Linked DNA regions of Homo sapiens: region 2 is linked to region 1. Evidence: chromatin loops called from intact Hi-C (ENCODE). Cell type or tissue: B cell. All regions are shown on one strand. Each heading gives the region's core, and the rest is flanking DNA. Links, peaks and the distances in the headings are about the cores only. Region 1 overlaps PRDM2 (PR/SET domain 2). Region 2 has its middle 35 kb from the start of PRDM2.

Region 1 (8,334 bases), core at 276-8,275:
CATAGCTTTGGAATTAAGAGACCAGATTCACATACCAGCTGCACCAGTTAATTGCATTGTGACTTCGGATGGGTTACTCTCCATGTTTTGGTCCTTAATTTTTCTGTCTATAAAATGGGAATATGAGCTACCTACCCTACAAGGTTGCTGTGAGCATTAAGTGAGAACATTATAGGAACATTCCTGGCACACCAACCTTTGGTTCATCCCATTGTAATGGTGGGCACCAGCAAAATACATTCTGTGGTAACTGCCGTTCTCTGGCCGGTTGGCACACTTCTAAAAAAAAAAAAAAATGAGCAGTTTCACCATCTTGTGTAACAAGTTCTCTTAAAATCCATATATTTTCCTTTTGCATCGTGGAGTGAATTAAGTGGGTTTCAAATTAGTTAAGAGTAAAGGGCCTGTTTGGATCTGCACCTAAATAGCTACATCGTGGCACTAAGGAATTCTTCATGTGCAAGAAACCTGCTTCTCTCTTAAAAGCTGTCTTGTTTCACTGTTAACCAAACGAGGACACCTGTGGTGACATAGGTTGGTGCATTAGGTAACTCTTGGAATTTGATTTGTTCCATTTGCCTGGGCAGAAGCAAACACGTCTCACTGTTTGCTCGTCTTACCTTTATGTGGTCCAAAGCACTCATGACAGTTATAAGAGGATTTTATGTGAATGAATTTTTCTTAACATTTTCTTAGGTATTAAATTATCAGACAGCCCTGAAAGTAATTGTGTGGGAGCAGTTTCAGGGCTGTATATGACAAATTTTTTTTTACAGTCTTTCTGGGTGTGAAATCAGGAAAAAAACAAATGGACGAAAGGACAGTTTTCTTAGAAGGTGCTAATTAATTTGACGATACCAGTTTTCCGGGAAGAAATGTCCCGATGATCTGTGCAGCATCTTGACTGGGCTTTCTGAGGAGTTGGAGTTCTTTTTCAGCAGTCGCACAGGTACATTCCTTCTGTTGATACACAATGCTTGTACAAACTCACAGCTTAACTTTGTAATAACACAGGAGTCCCTGACCCCCAGTGTTGTCTACCAAATGTTGTGTTTACGTCCGTTTGTGACTGGGGAGAAGGGCCTTAGGTGTTACTTGATACTCAGAAGTCTCCTCTCCGAAAGATTAAGAACCACCACAGTGAACCAGTATGTTCAGTTTTCAAACTCAAGCAGAGACAGTTAGGAGCAATAAAATCAGTAGGTTACAGACTTTAAAAATGAAATACACTCACAGCTTACACTGTTAGAGCATTAGTATATACTGATGTGGACATGAGTGAGTGAGTGACAGAATTCTCTCTAACTTCTGTCTTCATTGGACTTGTACATTTTTATAATAATATCTGGGTGGGATCCTGTGAATCAGCGGAGAACAAATGAACAAAACAAATGGATGAATTAGGAATTGTTAGTGGAAGCAGAACGCCATTGTCTTCATATGAAGGAACATATGCCGACAATTTAGATTTGTAGGCGTGCACTTTCTGTAATTTGTTTAGTAGCATCTGTGGATACTCCTTACAATCGATTCCATTTATTGAGTCTGTGCCAGGCACTGTGTGGCATTCGTTTTGTGCATTACCTCATTTACTTCTCTTTGACAACAGTATCCGATCAGTATTACCAGTATATATCAGAGCTGGTTCCCATCTGCCTCGAATGGGATTATTTCTTGTTAATCAAATCATGGCCCAAGGGCTGCGCAGCAGTGTTTCATGCTATTTCACTTTTATGGGTATCTGTTTTTGTGGACCAAACTTACCTTGAGGACCTACTATTGTGAGTGCCACCACCACACTGGGGAAGGGGACAAGAGCCTAGCCCACTGTCTCGCCTCAGTTAGCGTCAGCTCTTTGCAGGGAGCACGAGTAACCTTGGAGACACAGGAACCTGCTGGGAGCAGGTGAAATGAGTGCATAGGTTGAGAGACCCTTTCCACCAGCCATTGGACGCTGGCCTAGGAAGGACTCCTGTTTCAAGCCCTAGTCCTCTGTGAGCCTTCCTCCCAGGCTCAGTTTGTTCCCTGTGGTCATTACTTTACCCCTATATTGGCAAAAAATAGAAAAGCCTCAGCTCAAGGACAATGTGGGATAATCCTTGGAGACCAGCACCAAGGAAGATTGTGTGCTTCTGAAAGGCTCCATTCTCAGTGCCAGAGCCTGTTAGCAAGGCCAGGTCCACAGCGCGCGCTCCTCAGGCTTCCCGGCTTTACCTGGCTCCCTTGGTGGATGGAACTTTACATCCTCCCCTGCGATTATGTGGATGATGTGTCGGTCCGTGAGTGCTCATAGAGGCACAGCTGCAGGCAGGAGGTGGCTGGGGCACAGTTGAGATCCTCCACAGCAGTGGGATCTGTTTGATCAGCAGCAGTGGAGCTGAGTCTGAAAACCTGTGCTGGAATAAAAGTGCCTCATTTCATGGTGGGCCGAGTGATTAGGTAGCTTAGTATCTCTGTAAATGCTCTTGTTTTTATAAACCTCTGCTAAAATGTGGCATATTCAAATGCCGTTGCTTAGTCTTTGCATTTTTAAGAGAAGCAAAATAAAGGCTGAGGTAAAGAATGATGATCACAGCCAACTGCCAAGACATCGACCCTTAGGTTAATACTGGCAGGCATTCAACATGATTGTTTAAATTAGATATTTGATTTAAATAATGATGGGTATAAGAACCAAGTGCGGTGAACAGGAAAAAGAATATGGGGTATGTGGCTGTTTGGAAAGAGGAAACAGATGATTTTTTTGTTTGAAGTGATGATGTGTAGCATGGAATTGAAAGATGTCTACCAAAAGGTTAACAGGGTAATTTGAATGCTAAGCATTTTTGGCTATTTAATGGTATCTCTTGTATTTTTAATCCCTTTAAAGTCTTTATAACTGTGTGTCCATTGTGGGTTTGATGTTACTGGGGATTGTGGTTTTTTTCCTGAACGGTTTTCCTGAGTTTTATGGGTAGGCAGTAGACAAGAGAGAAACACTTGAGCAGTACTTTTTGCCATCTAGGCCAAGTACAAAGTAGAGGCTTTTTCCAAATAGCACTTGTAAAACTGCGTATTTTACAAAATTTTAAAGTGTTATATTTTGTCTCAACCAATAAAAACATTTTCAATTATCTCATTGTTTTTACTTTTGTTGGCGTCTTCTTTATGAAAAATCATGTATTCATTTTTTTGTGTGTAATGTAACCAAGTGCTCATCTGAGAAAATACAATCAGATAGAAATATCATACCCTTATCAATACTCTCTCACTGGGAGCCACCTGCCAAAATCTGAATGTATATCCTCTTGATTTTCCTTAAATTTATCTCTGTGGATATATCGTAGCCTGATTTGATTAATTAGTCATGTGGCTTGACCATTGTTCATATGGGCATTTCTGTAACCAAATGTGAAGAATGAATTTTGAGTGTTTTCATTGTATCTTGTTTCATATTTATGTCAAATTTTTACTCCTTGAAAATATTTTAAAACGATGTTGTAGTTAATTCATCAGGATGCAGTATTGTAAAATTTGTCATGGGCTTTAAAGGGGGAAACATGATTTTCTTCTTAGCTGAGAGTAAGCAATTCTCGAGGGCGTGGCTGTCTCTTCTGTTTTCAGGGTTGCCAGGTACTGGAAATGCACCTCCTCTACAACACCTCCCACTTTGGTTTTTTCAGCCACGGGGGGCTGAGTCCATAAGTTGAATTAGGTTCTTTATTTTGTAGTTGCCTCGTCACTATTTATATGTAAGGTTTTCAGATTTTAGGTACATTTTTCAGGCTACTAAAAAAACGTGAGAAAGAAACCTAGAAATTGATTATGAAGTAGAACAGGTCAGCATCTTGTTTATATTTAATTATTCTCCCAAATCATTTTGTTCATGCCACAACACTTTTTGAGGCTCCAAAGAAGGTAAGGAAACTTAATGCTTTCTTATCTTGAATTTGGTGAAGTTTGTTTGGGAAGCCCTTTCTTAAGATGTGGAATTATCCAGTCAAAACCACTGAAAGCCTTTTTCTGACAGCATAAAAGCTCGGACTCCCTTCCGATGGATCTTTGCTATTCTCCTATCAGCCTGACATTTGGAAGAGTTAGGGTAGCCTGCAGCCTCCACAGCTGCAGAGGCTGTGCAACAGCCCCCCTGGTGGGAAGCAAGCATTTCAGGAATTTATACTGCAATCTGCAGAACTGCAAAATCTAAAACTTTTCCATTGTTTCTGTTGGAAGCAAAACCTAGAGTTGTGTTTTAATACCATGAGCTACCTAAAACCAGAGAGGTTTTATTTTTATAATTTGCCTCCAGGATTACAGATAGTTCTTGGTGACTTTAACTGCAGAAAAAGATTTGAAATTATGCCAAACGAGCTTAACAGAATTTTTTACTGTCAGATAAGTTTCAAAGTTATTTTAAGTGAAAAAGGAAACTATAGAAAATGCATGGCATGTTAACTTTTATAAAAACTAACTGTTGCAGTGTCTTACTACTTCAGATCTATGGGGCTTGCTTTGCCACTGATCGCGCCTTGACCAGTTGTAACAGCCACTTGTGATCCTCTGATAACCACACCCACCCCGCTGCAAACCTTTCTGAAAGCATTTCTGGTTGAGGCACACTGGTGCCCCCATCAGTCCTTCTGCCCAAGTCTCCCAGTTCTTTTGTTAATGACATTTGATGACTTCCAGAGTACCAAGTCATTCTCTTACATTAAAGCATACATTAAGAATATTGAAATGAACTGTTAATTCCTTATGGAAAACTTAATTTTAGGTATCCATTTCCAGCTTCTCTCTTCCTCTCTATCATCAACCCAACTGTAGAACGTTAAACTACTAGGCACATATGCAGCAGAGCTGAGGTCTAATTCCAGTCGACCTTCACCATCTCACACATAGCATCACTTGGCTATTCTTTTGTTTTTTTTTTTGAGATGGAGTCTCGCTCTGTCACCCAGGCTGGAGTGCAGTGGCGGGATCTAGGCTCACTGCAGCCTCCGCCTCCTGGGTTCAAGCGATTATCCTGTCTCAGCCTCCTGAGTAGCTGGAATTACAGGCGCGGTGGTACCGCGCCTGGCTAATTTTTGTATTTTTAGTAGAGATGGGATTTCACCGTGTTGGTCAGTCTGGTCTCGAGCTCCTGACCTCGTGTTCTGCCTGCCTCGGCCTCCCAAAGTGTTGGGATTACAGGCGTGAGCCACCGCACCTGGCCTGCACTTGGCCATTCTTAAGATAACAACTTTGCCATTATCCATCGATTCCTCTTCCTTACCAACACAATCTATTACAGATTGTAATTTTTAAAAATTTTATAGGAGTCATTTAACATGTACTTTATACTTTTCTCCTCCCAGTTAAGCCTTTTCATCTTGCTTTGAGAACTCTAACTTTACTCCAAACCAGATGTATCCTGAGTGATACTAGTGCCACAGCTGGCCTGCTGTCACGAAAGACACCTTTGACTTTGAAAAATTTGAAAGGCTGTATATTATAATGCATTGCTCATTCTTACCTGAAGTGCAGGTGACGGAGATGACCTTCAAGGCTCTTTTTGCTCCAGAGTGTTCTGGTTCTTCTCTCAGCCTTGAGCATAGTGAGTTCAACATCTACCCTGTTCCCTAGGGTCTGTGCCCTCAGCTTAGTCATATGCTTTTGTCAAAGCCTTTCTTCAACCTAGTGTGAAAGCATGGTTCCAGTCTTCAGTTTCCTAGGAAGGGCCCTCTTATGTAGGGGCAGGAAGAAGAGGAAGACTCTGCAAAAGGGTGAGATTCTAGATAGTAGTGTCTTAAGGCTGGGACGAGGAATTCTAAGAATGAAAGAAATACCAAGTTGTCAAATGTGAAGGAGAAACTTGGGGCAAATAAAGCCTGAAGAACTGTTGGGTTTTGTAATTATGGTATTAGTGATAGCCATGGGAATTGGATGCCTGTAGAGTAGAGAGGGTGGAAATTCAGTTGCAAGGATGAAGGACTGATGGAGGGCAGAGGAACTGGAGGCAGCAGGCACAACCCACCTTGGTGAGTTGGTATCAGCCCTGTTGGGAAGCCCGTGTCCTCGATGACCATTCATGGTACAGCTGTGGAAATCTCCCAGTTGGAGTCTTGTCTGCTTTGGAACCAACTGTGAAGCTCCCCAAGTGAAGATCGGATGGACCTAACTTCTGTGCACAGATATTTAATTCTGATTTTATCCTTCAGAGTTGGATAGCTCCCCAGTGAGGAGGCAGCACATCTAGAGTTACATATAGTTTTAAATTTAATTCATTTAAATCACCAAATGCATGAGCCTTCACTGTTGTGATGAATTTTTAATGTAACTTGAGCAAGGCTCCCAGAATTTTGCATTCTCTCTACTGCCTGAACATTTTAAGGTGAAACATTATTCTCTAGAATTTCCTACTGTGTCTGTCCAATTTATTAGGCTAGTAGAACATAGTCCAGACCTAGGTTAAATTTTTCATGTGACGCTTTAGGCAATTTTAATTTTGTAACTCATATCCCAGGCATCAGTGGTATAATGCTATACATAGTCTTAGAAAATAGTCATTATGGCTGTTGAATGTCTTTGTATGGTAACTATTTCACTACAAAATCCAGTTTTATTGATATTACTCAGTGGTGAATCATACTTGTTCAGATCAGGGTTCTGTGCTGTTGACTTGTTTCTGGCACAGGATAAAATAGAAATAAAAAAAAGCATTCCAATTTGATTGTTGCTTTTTTTTTTTTAAACTATAAATGCAGTTTAAGTCTTTGTTTTGTTTTTGAGACAGTCTGTCGCCCAGGCTGGAGTGCAGTGGCACGATCATGGCTCACTGCAGCCATGACCTTCTGAGGTCGAGTGATCCTCCCACCTCAGCCTCCCAAGTAGCTGGCACCACAGGCATACACCACCACGCACAGCTAATTTTTTCTATTTTTTTTTTTTTTTTTGGTAGATACGGGGGTCTCACTATGTTGCCAAGGCTGGTCTTGAGCCCCTAAGCTTAAGCAATCTGCCTACCTTGGCCTCCCAAAGTGCTAGAATTACAGGCATGAGCCACTGTGCCTGGCCGATGCAAGTCTTTATGCAACTTTTTTCACTTGCACTTGAAACCAGTGAAATAATGGATCTGTAGAGTGCTTTGTAAAGTAAGGTATGCTGCTGGATGCCGTGACTACATCTGTAATCCCAGCACTTTTGAGAGGCCAAGGCAAGAGGATTGCTGAGCCCAGGAGTTCGAGACCAGCCTGGACAACAGCAAGATCTTGTCTCTACAAAAAAGAAACAAAATTTAGTCAGGCATGGTATCACATGCCTGTAGTTTCAGCTACATAGGAGGCTGAGGCAGGAGGGATCACCTGAGCCCAGGAGGTCGAGGCTGCAGTGAATCGAGATCATGCCATCGCACTCTAGCCTGAATGACAGAGTGAGAGACAGAGTAAGACCCTGTCTCAAAAGAAAAAGTATGCATATTAAGTCATTATTGATATTAAGAAGTAACTATTAAGAGAAAGAACATTTTTAACATTTTGTCCTTGAGTTTTTTTTTTTTTTTTTTTTTGAGACGGAGTCTCGCTCTGTTGCCCAGGCTGGAGTCCGGTGGCGTGATCTCGGCTCACTGCAAGCTCCACCTCCCGGGTTCACGCCATTCTCCTGCCTCAGCCTCCCAAGTAGCTGGGACTATACTACAGGCGCCCACCACCACGCCCGGCTAATGCTTTTATGTTTTTAGCAGAGACGGGGTTTCACCGCACTAGCCAGGATGGTCTCGATCTCCTGACCTCGTGATCTGCCCACCTTAGCCTCCCAAAGTGCTGGGATTACAGGCGTGAGCCACCGCGCCCGGCCTTCTTTTTTTTTTTAAGATGGAGTTTTGCCCTTGTCATTCAGGCTGGAATGCAGTGGCACGATCTCGGCTCACTGCAGTCTCCACCTCCCGGGTTCAAGTGATTCTCCTGCCTCAGCCTCCCAAGTAGCTGGGATTACAGGTGCCCTCCACCATGGCTGGCTAATTTTTGTATTTTTAGTAGAGATGGGGTTTCACCCACCATGTTGGCCAGGCTGGTCTCGAACTCCTAACCTCAGGTGATCCACCTGCCTCGGCCTCCCAAAGTGCTGGGATTACAGGTGTGACCCACTGCTCCTGGCCCTTGAGTTTTCATTCTGGCTTTACAGCTACTGTAGTCGTGTGTCATTGGGCAAGTTATTTCACATCTCTGCCCTTTGGGTGTCTACCTTGTAAAGTGATTTATGCGTTGGGACTTTGGGGGCTTCTAGCAAAATTGATCCATTAAGTGGCAGGGGCATCAGTTTTACAATAAGGGCGCACAGTACAGGCCCAAGAATGAATATACTACATTGGTCTTATTCTCA
Region 2 (8,334 bases), core at 97-8,096, 100 kb before region 1:
ATGTACTTTAATGATAGTGGCTTATGTGACCTGCAAATGTTAAAGTCCCATGTCTTGCTGAGTTCCTTTGTGATAGTGAGTGATATAGTTTGGTTGTATCCCCACCCAAAATATCATCTTGAATTGTAATCCACATAATCCCCATAATCACCATTTGTCAAGGGGACCAGGTGGAGGTAATTGGATCATGGGGGTGGTTCCCCCATGCTGTTCTCGTGATAATGATTTTTCATGAGATCTGATGGTTATATAATCATCTGGTACTCACTCCATCCTGTCACCCTGTGAAAAAGGTGCCTGCTTCTCCTTTGCCTTCTGCCATGATTATAAGTATAAACCTCTTTCCTTTATAAATTACCAGTCTCGGGTATTTCTTCATAGAAGTGTGAGAACGGACTAATACAGGTTAGTTCTTCTGCAGCTCATCTGCTACTCACAAGTGGAAAGAAGCAGCTCACAGACTCTTCATCTCCAAGAGTCAGACTTTCAGGGCCTCCCTCAGCAAACCTGCACGGCTTCCTCCAAGGCAGAAGTCCAGGGAATTACTTATGACTAATGCGGTCAGACCCAAAGCAGTCACTCCACCCAGTCGGAGGGAGTCCTACGCTGGTTGCTGCCTCCCCACCTTCCTCACCCCCATGCTCAAAACTGTGACACCCAGGTCATTGACACCTGTGTCTGCAGCTGGCAGGGCCACAGTTCTGATCACATTCACACATTCCTTCATTCATCATTTCATTCATTCACACACCTTTATTTGAAAACTGACATATGGTGGATACTGATGTTTCTGAGATAAAGTACCCAGTTTGCTGTTAATGCAAACTCAATACGGCCTGGGAAGGACTCCGTACTTCTATATTCGAGCCCCTGTGGACGAACTGTAACCTAGCTTAATAGGCAGACAAGGTTGAAAACCTAATTTAGGAGTATACACCTGTAACAATTACAATAGTTGAGTCTTGGCCAATCCCAGCAGCCATACTTCAACCACTCAGAGACTGCTAAGTGTTCAAACTGTGTTCAAATAAGACAAACACCAGCCTGTAACCAATCCAGCTGTTTCTGTACCTCACTGCCGATTTCTGTATGGCACTTCCCTTTCTTTGTCTATAAATTTGTTCTGACCAGGGGGCATCCCTGGAGTTTCTCTAAATCTGCTGTGATTCTGGGGGCTGCCTGATTGGGGAATCATGCATTGTTCAATTAAACTCATTTAAAATTAATTCAGCTGAAGTTTTTCTTTTAACACTGCCCTTACTAACTTCGCAGCCTAGTGGGGAGAAGTCATGTGACAAATACAAAGTGAGGAAAAAACTCCTTAAACTCCTAAACTGTGCTACCAGTGTGCTAATAACAGATTTACGGGGATTATTTCATTTAATCCTCACAACAACATGAGGAGGTGGATACCATTATTATCTTCATTTCACATAGGCACCCCACCCCCCCAAAGAAAAGAGGATTCAGCAACAGGCACAGCAATTTGCCCAAGATGACAAAGCTAGAAATGGTGGAAATTAGCCAGGAAGTCACGCTGACTCCAGACTCTGTGTAATTTACATGTCTCAGGCATTTTTACAAGAAAAAAAAAAAAAACCAGGCACAGTGTCTCATGCCTGTAATCCCAGCATTTTGGGAGGCCTCAGTGGGAGGATTGCTTGAGCCCAGGAGTTCGAGACCAGCCTAGGCAACCCCGTCTCAAAATAAATAAATAAATAGCTTTTTAATCCTCTAACCTAGCAATTCTGCTTCTAGAGGAATTGTTTTATAATTGTTTATAATGGCAAATAAACTGTCCTACATGTCCATCAAGGAGAGCGTGTTTACAAGACTTGTAGTATGCTCACCCCATGAAGTATTTTACACACAGTGATGAAAATGAATCCACGATGGCCATAAATGTTAGAAACGTAAGACTGAATTTTTAAAAGCCAAAGACCACACACCATATGATGACATTTTGAAAGCTCAAACCCAGTAAAAGAAGATAACACATTGTTTTGACAACACACAGCTTAGGTAAGCAGATTTTTTTTTTTAAGTCAGAGAGTGATAAAGACAAACTTTAGGGTAACGATCATCTGGGAGGATGGATCTAGGGAAGCAGAAGAAGGAATTAGGGGTGGGGGTTGTCCAAGTAAATGTGAGGCCTTTTGTAATGGTTTAATTCCAGGATTGACAAGCTAGAGCCTGCAGGCCAAATCTGGCCCTTCAACTGTTTTTGTAAATAAAGTGGGTTTTTTTGTTTTGTTTTGTTTGAGTTGGATTCTCGCTCTGTTGCCCAGGCTGGAGTGCAATGGTGCAATCTCACCTCACTGCAACTTCCACCTCCTGGGTTCAAGCAATTCTGCCTCAGCCTCCTGAGTAGCTGGGGTTACAGGCACCCACCACCATGCCTGGCTAATTTTTGCATTTATAGTAGGGACAGGGTTTCACCATGTTGGCCAGGCTGGTCTCTTTGGTCAGGCTGGTCTCGAACTCCTAACCTTGTGATCTGCCCGCCTCAGCCTCCCAAAGTGCTGGGATTACAGGCCATAAAGTTTTATCTGAACACAGACACACCAATTTGTTTACATATTGTCTATGCCGGCACTCACTCTACAATAGCAGAAATGAGTAGTTGCAATGGAGACTATATGGCCCATAAAGCTTAAAATATTCGCTATCTGACTCTTTACGGAAAAAGTTTGTTGTGACCTCTGTTCTTGCCTTGGATTGAGTAATAGAGTCCTCTCTTTAATAGCGGTAAGACATTCACCTCTCTGGGTCTCAGTTGCCCTATCTGTAAATAGGGATGATACTACTCTGTGAAGTAAGAAACTGTATCATCCTTTAATGTATGGAAAGTGGATTAGTGGTTTTTTAGGGCCAAGAGGTGGCGCTGGGGGGAGATGAGAATATGGAAATAGGGACTGACTACTAATGAGTAAAAAGTTTCTCTAAGGGGGATAAAAATATTGTAAATTAGACTGTAGTGATGATTGCACAACCCTATCAAAAGATCCACGGCTTCCTGCGGGATTTCTCAACCTCAGCACGATTGACATTTGGGGCTGGATACTTCCTTGTTGTGGGGCTGTCCTGTCAATGTAAGATGGTGAGCAGCCTCCCTGGCCTCTACCCATTATGGGTAGTGATGCCAGTAGCACTCACCAAGTTGTGAAAACCAAAATGTCTCCAGACATTGCCACATATCCCTGGAAGCAGCTAGGGGGAGTAAAATCACCCCCAGTTGAAAAACCACCGTTCTATAATAATAACCTGAGAAATTTCCTCTGCACAGCATTACCATAGAAAGGAGAGTCAAAAGTCTTGGAGTAAATAGTAGGACCTTTTTACCATGGAAAATGATCAGCTTTGAATCACTGGGCAGGGACTGAACTGGGCAAGTCTTTGCAAGGGCAACTTCCAAGGAGCAACAAAGGTGGCACTTGAGTAATTTGGAAAGTGATACTAAGCAAGTTGGAAGGCTGCTGTGTTCCGCTCATGAAAACATCTGCACCTAAGTGGTAAGAGTTAGCTGTGTGGTCCTGGCCAATTTCCAGCCCAGGTGACTGCAGTCTCCTGTTCTTAGTCTTCCCTCCAATTTCTGTAGGGCATGGTGCTTTTCTTTACTTCCTGTTCCATACCTGATGACTAAGCCATCATTAGTCTCTTCTAGTGATTAGTTAGGAAATATTAATTTTAAATCAGCAAAGCACTAGGGGAAGAAAAGGACAACTTGGGTTTCCCTTTTCATCCCCAAGGGATGTAACAGCGCACCCGTCAAATCCTTGGTGGAGAGAGAAACCTCCTTGAAATTATCTTGCCAAAAGAGAAAAACGGATTAGCCAATAGTTCATAAATTTGAAAGCATAGGGCTTTCTTTTGATGAAGGCCACTTCCTAGAGGAATGGAGAGGAAGCTTGATCACAGAGTTTAGACACAGTTGAAGAACCCAGTGCTCCCCATTTCCCCTCCCATACATGTCTCTAATCTGATGGTCCCCTTACATCCCATCCTTGCAGGAAATTGATTCTCTTTCCAGCCTTTGCTCAATCCTTGCTCCCATTTATTTATTTTATTTATTTACTTTGAGACGGAGTCATGCTCTGTCACCCAGGCTGAAGGGCAGTGGTGTGATCTCGGCTCACTGCAACCTCCACCTCCCGGGTTCAAGTGATTCTCCTGCCTCAGCCTCCTGAGAGCTGGGATTACAGGCAGCTGCCACCACACCCTGATAATTTCTGTATTTTTAGTAGGGTTGGGGTTACGCCAGGCTGGTCTCGAACTCCTGATCTCAGGTGATCCACCCGCCTCGGCCTCCCAAAGTGCTGGGATTACAGGCGTGAGCCATCATGCCCAGCCCCTTGCTCCCATTTAAACCGTCAGCCCCGAGCTTCAACCCTTAGAGGCCTGGTTTCTGCCCAGCATCAAAGTGAATGGGATAGTCCTAAAGGGACCAATTTGTCTAGATTGGTCCAAGACTTGGTGGATTTTAGCACTGAAGGAGGTCCCGGGCAATCTTTTGGTCCCCAGCAAAACGAAAGGGTTGGATAGCTTAACTCCCTGAAGGCCTCCTCCATATTTCATCTCTTGTAACCTCGCAGCATCCAGGTCAACCAGTGATTGTGCGTCTTAAAAAAACAGAGCAAACCACTTGAATGAGACAAGCAAATTGCAAATTAACTGCAACTCTTCCTGATGCCCACCAGAGGGCTCCTTCTTCCACATAAACAGCCCTGCTGTGCCCAAAGGAACAGAACCTTCCGGACTAGGAGCAATCAAGTTAAGACGGCTCTGACAGTCACTGCCTCACAGCAGAAGTAAAAGAAGAGGGCTACGTCAATGTCATTTCTGCCTCTGTTAACAAACAGAAAGCACTGCTTATGAAATGGGTTCTCCATTCGTGTTCCAGGAATAGCCTTTATTCCAGGTCCTCACCGGAACCTTGCAAAGTGGGAACCGCTGGTGAATGGCCTAAGGTCACAAAACCATCAAACTTCAAAGACCGCAGTCTTTCCACTGTACCAAGTTACCTTGTTATTTCAAAGAACAGTGAAATGAGAGCGTTACAAGCTGTTCCCTGGGCTTAGGGCTGTGGGTGTGGACAAGGGAGGCTGGATGTGGACCCAGTGCCTGAAGGGGAATTTGGTCAACAGCCATAATGAAGAGCAGGAATGGGGGTGGGCGTGCAAGGGCATCGCTTCACCATGTGGACACCAACAGGAGCAAGAGAGTAATGGGGAGGCAGGGACAACCAGCCCTTGTAAATTCCCAACTCTAAGACAGCTGACAGCAGCAGCTACCATGGCTGCCCCATCTCAGGGAGCTCAGAGCACGCAGCAGATGGGATGCAGGCAGAGAGTTCAAGGCTATTAGGCCTCAGCACTAACCAGGGAGTCCTTAAGGGAACCAGGTGGGACTGCGTGTGCCCCAGGCTCCAGGCCACCTGTGACTGCCATCTGCCAAAGGAAACCGACAGAGTCACCCCAAACCAAATTAAGAACCAGAGTGCCAAGAGTACCCATAAAAAGAAAGGGTATCTGCCAGTTGTTGTTAAAGCAAAGAAAAAGGAAGAACATGGCAAGTCTACAAATGAGCCATGATATGTGTTAACCCTGGAGTCAGTGCAGAGAACACACAACATTCTAGAAAGGGTTGGGGTAGTTGCGTGGGGAACTTCTCTTAGAACCGAAATCTTTTTTTTTTTTTTTTTACTTTTTTATTTTTTAATTTATTATTATTATACTTTAAGTTTTAGGGTACATGTGCACAATGTGCAGGTTAGTTACATATGTATACATGTGCCATGCTTAGAACTGAAATCTTGCAATTCAGTTCGATTTAGACTCCTCTGCTGCTTTCACCCTTTGCAGACAGGCCCAGCAGCCCTGGGGTTTGCTTGTTCTCACTTTCTTCTTTTTTGGAGAAAAATTCAGCATTAGGTTTCACTATGGCATAGAATAGTTTTGGTTTTTTTTTTTTCTTTTTGTTTGTTTGTTTGTTTTTTAGTCAGTCCCTACCATTTTGACAATCACACTTGGAAGACCAGCTGAGCTGTCAGGAAAAGGACTCCTTTCTGCATTACTTTAACCAAAACAACTATGGTTTTTAAAACTATACATTAGGCCAGCCGAGCGTGGTGGCTCACACCTGTAATCCCAGCACTTTGGGAGGCCAAGGCGGGTGGATCGCTTGAGGTCAGCAGTTGGTGACCAGCCTGGCCAACATGGTGAAACCCCGTCTCTACTAAAATTACAAGAATTAGCTGAACGTGGTGGCACATGCCTGTAGTCCCACCTACTTGGGAGCCTGAGGCAGGAGAATCGCTTGAACCCAGGAGGCAGAGGTTGCAGTGAACCGAGATCGTGCCACTGCACTCCAGCCTGAGCAACAGAGTGAGACTCCGTCTCAAAAAAAACCAAAAAAACCCAACAAAAAACCCCCTATACATTAGATTACTTTATCAGCCCTAGCTTGCCACCAAACGAACTAGGTTATCATTTCTGAGTTGCAAATAATTCTTTCCCCATGGATATATTTTTATCCAGAGTAACATCTGTCTAATTCAAGACTTGAAAAATAAAGCCCACGTGATTTCAAGAAAATGAGCACTTTTAAGTCGTGAAGTATGTTGTAGCCTAAAAAAGAAAAACGTAGTCTTCCAAGAGAACCATCTCTCCAGTAAGAAAAAAAAAAAGTTCTTTGACTGACAGCTCTTTTCAAGTGCAAATGAGAGTGACAGCAAGAAGAGGTTTAAAATTCTCATTGGGTTGGAGGATACTTCTGCTTTTTTAATGTAAATATTGATATGTAATCTGGGTTTGCCCTGTCAGAAAGCATTCATGCATACAAACATGCTCAGGTTTTTTCTGTTTTGTTTTATTTTGTTTTTTTGAGACAGAGTCTCGCTCCATCACCCAGGCTGGAATGCAGTGGCATGATCTCAGCTCACTGCAATTTCCACCTCCCGGGTTCAAGTGATTCTCCTGCCTCAGCCTCCCAAGTAGCTGGGACTACAGGCACACACCACCACACCTGGCTAATTTTTGTATTTTTAGTAGAGACAGGGTTTCACCATGTTGGTTAGGCTGGTCTCTAACTCCTGACCTGGTGATCCACCCGCTTCAGCCTCCCAAAGTGCTGGGATTATAGGAGTGAGCCACTGCGCCCGACTCATGCTCAGGTTTTTTTTGTTTTGTTTTGTGTTTTTGAGACAGAGTCTTGCTCTGTCACCCAGGCTGGAGTGCAGTGGCGCGATCTCGGCTCACTGCAAGCTCTGCCTCCAGGGTTCACGCCATCATCCTGCCTCAGCCTCCCAAGTAGCTGGGACTACAGGCGCGTGCCACCACCGGCTAATTTTTTGTATATTTAGTAGAGACACGGTTTCACCGTGTTAGCCAGGATGGTCTCGATCTCCTGACCTCGTGATCCGCCTGCCTCGGCCTCCCAAAGTGCTGGGATTACAGGCGTGAGCCACCGTGCCCGGCCTCATGCTCAGGTTTTTATACATATGCTCCAGTTCCTTTCCTCGGTAGACCCTGTATTCTTTTCTTTCTGTTTTGAGATGGGGTCTCACTTTGTGGCCCAGGCTCGTCTCAAACTTCCAAGCTCAAGTGATCCTCCTGCCTCAACCTCCCACATAGCTGGGATTACAGGCACTTGCCACTGTTCCTGGCCTGTTTCCTTTATAATGCCCTTCTGGGAAGGCAGAGAGTGTGCATTGTGGCTAATTTCAAGAAGGCAACTCTAAAGAGCACCCCAAAAACTTGCCCATAAATCAGTGAAAGAGCCAATATGATTATATAAGTGACGATCTCATTGTTTTTCTATCTGGTTAAAGTTTTTTTCACCAGACTTGTGAAAAAAGGAGTTGAATATACCGATGTCCAAAACACACACTTCCATATAGAGCGGGAGGGAATGTTGTGGAGCCACCATGGACAGAAGGGTGGCAATACGAAAACCTCAATCAGTGTTTCTCAGACTAGCTGCATCTGTAGGGTATTTAGTGGAGCTCTGCTGTACAGGCAGCTATCTGCATTTAGGTCAACATATTTTAAACTTCATTATAGTTCTTTGATACTTAAGCACTATTGATATTTAATAGTGCTTTGATATTTAATATTTGATATATAAATATATGTTTGATTTCATATTTGATTTACTATTTGATATATAAAAGCACTTTGATATTTAAGCACAAAGAGGCATTTTAAAATTAAGAATAATAATTGTTTATATTAGTGAGCAGGATAATACTCTCTTCTCTTTTAAGAAGGCGTCCATCTTTTTGTTTTTTGCTTTCTAGTTAACACATAAAGTTTATTTTTTTAATTTATTTTTAAA

The links. A loop is a pair of places that touch in the nucleus more often than their neighbours do. Peaks named below come from ENCODE experiments on the same cell type or tissue, not always from the same donor. Only the 100,000 strongest peaks of a DNase experiment are listed, where the experiment ranks them.
Region 2: it touches region 1 in a loop (4-fold over the local background); 5 of 110 quality-filtered maps call a loop at or near these places.

The regions. Positions count from the first base shown.
Region 1 is chr1:13,760,574-13,768,907 of GRCh38, forward strand. All of the region lies in intron 6 of PRDM2 (PR/SET domain 2), which reads left to right. Among named protein-coding and RNA genes, the nearest start is that of PRDM2, 65 kb to the left of the region's middle. In B cell, for the core only: no CTCF peak of the experiment used is centred there; DNase peaks (open chromatin) are centred at 3,613 and 4,581; H3K27ac peaks cover 4,084 bases.
Region 2 is chr1:13,661,156-13,669,489 of GRCh38, forward strand. No RefSeq gene overlaps it. Among named protein-coding and RNA genes, the nearest start is that of PRDM2, 35 kb to the right of the region's middle. In B cell, for the core only: CTCF peaks have their summits at 4,702 (motif pointing right) and 4,905; DNase peaks (open chromatin) are centred at 4,746 and 6,756; H3K4me3 peaks cover 1,463 bases; H3K27ac peaks cover 3,322 bases.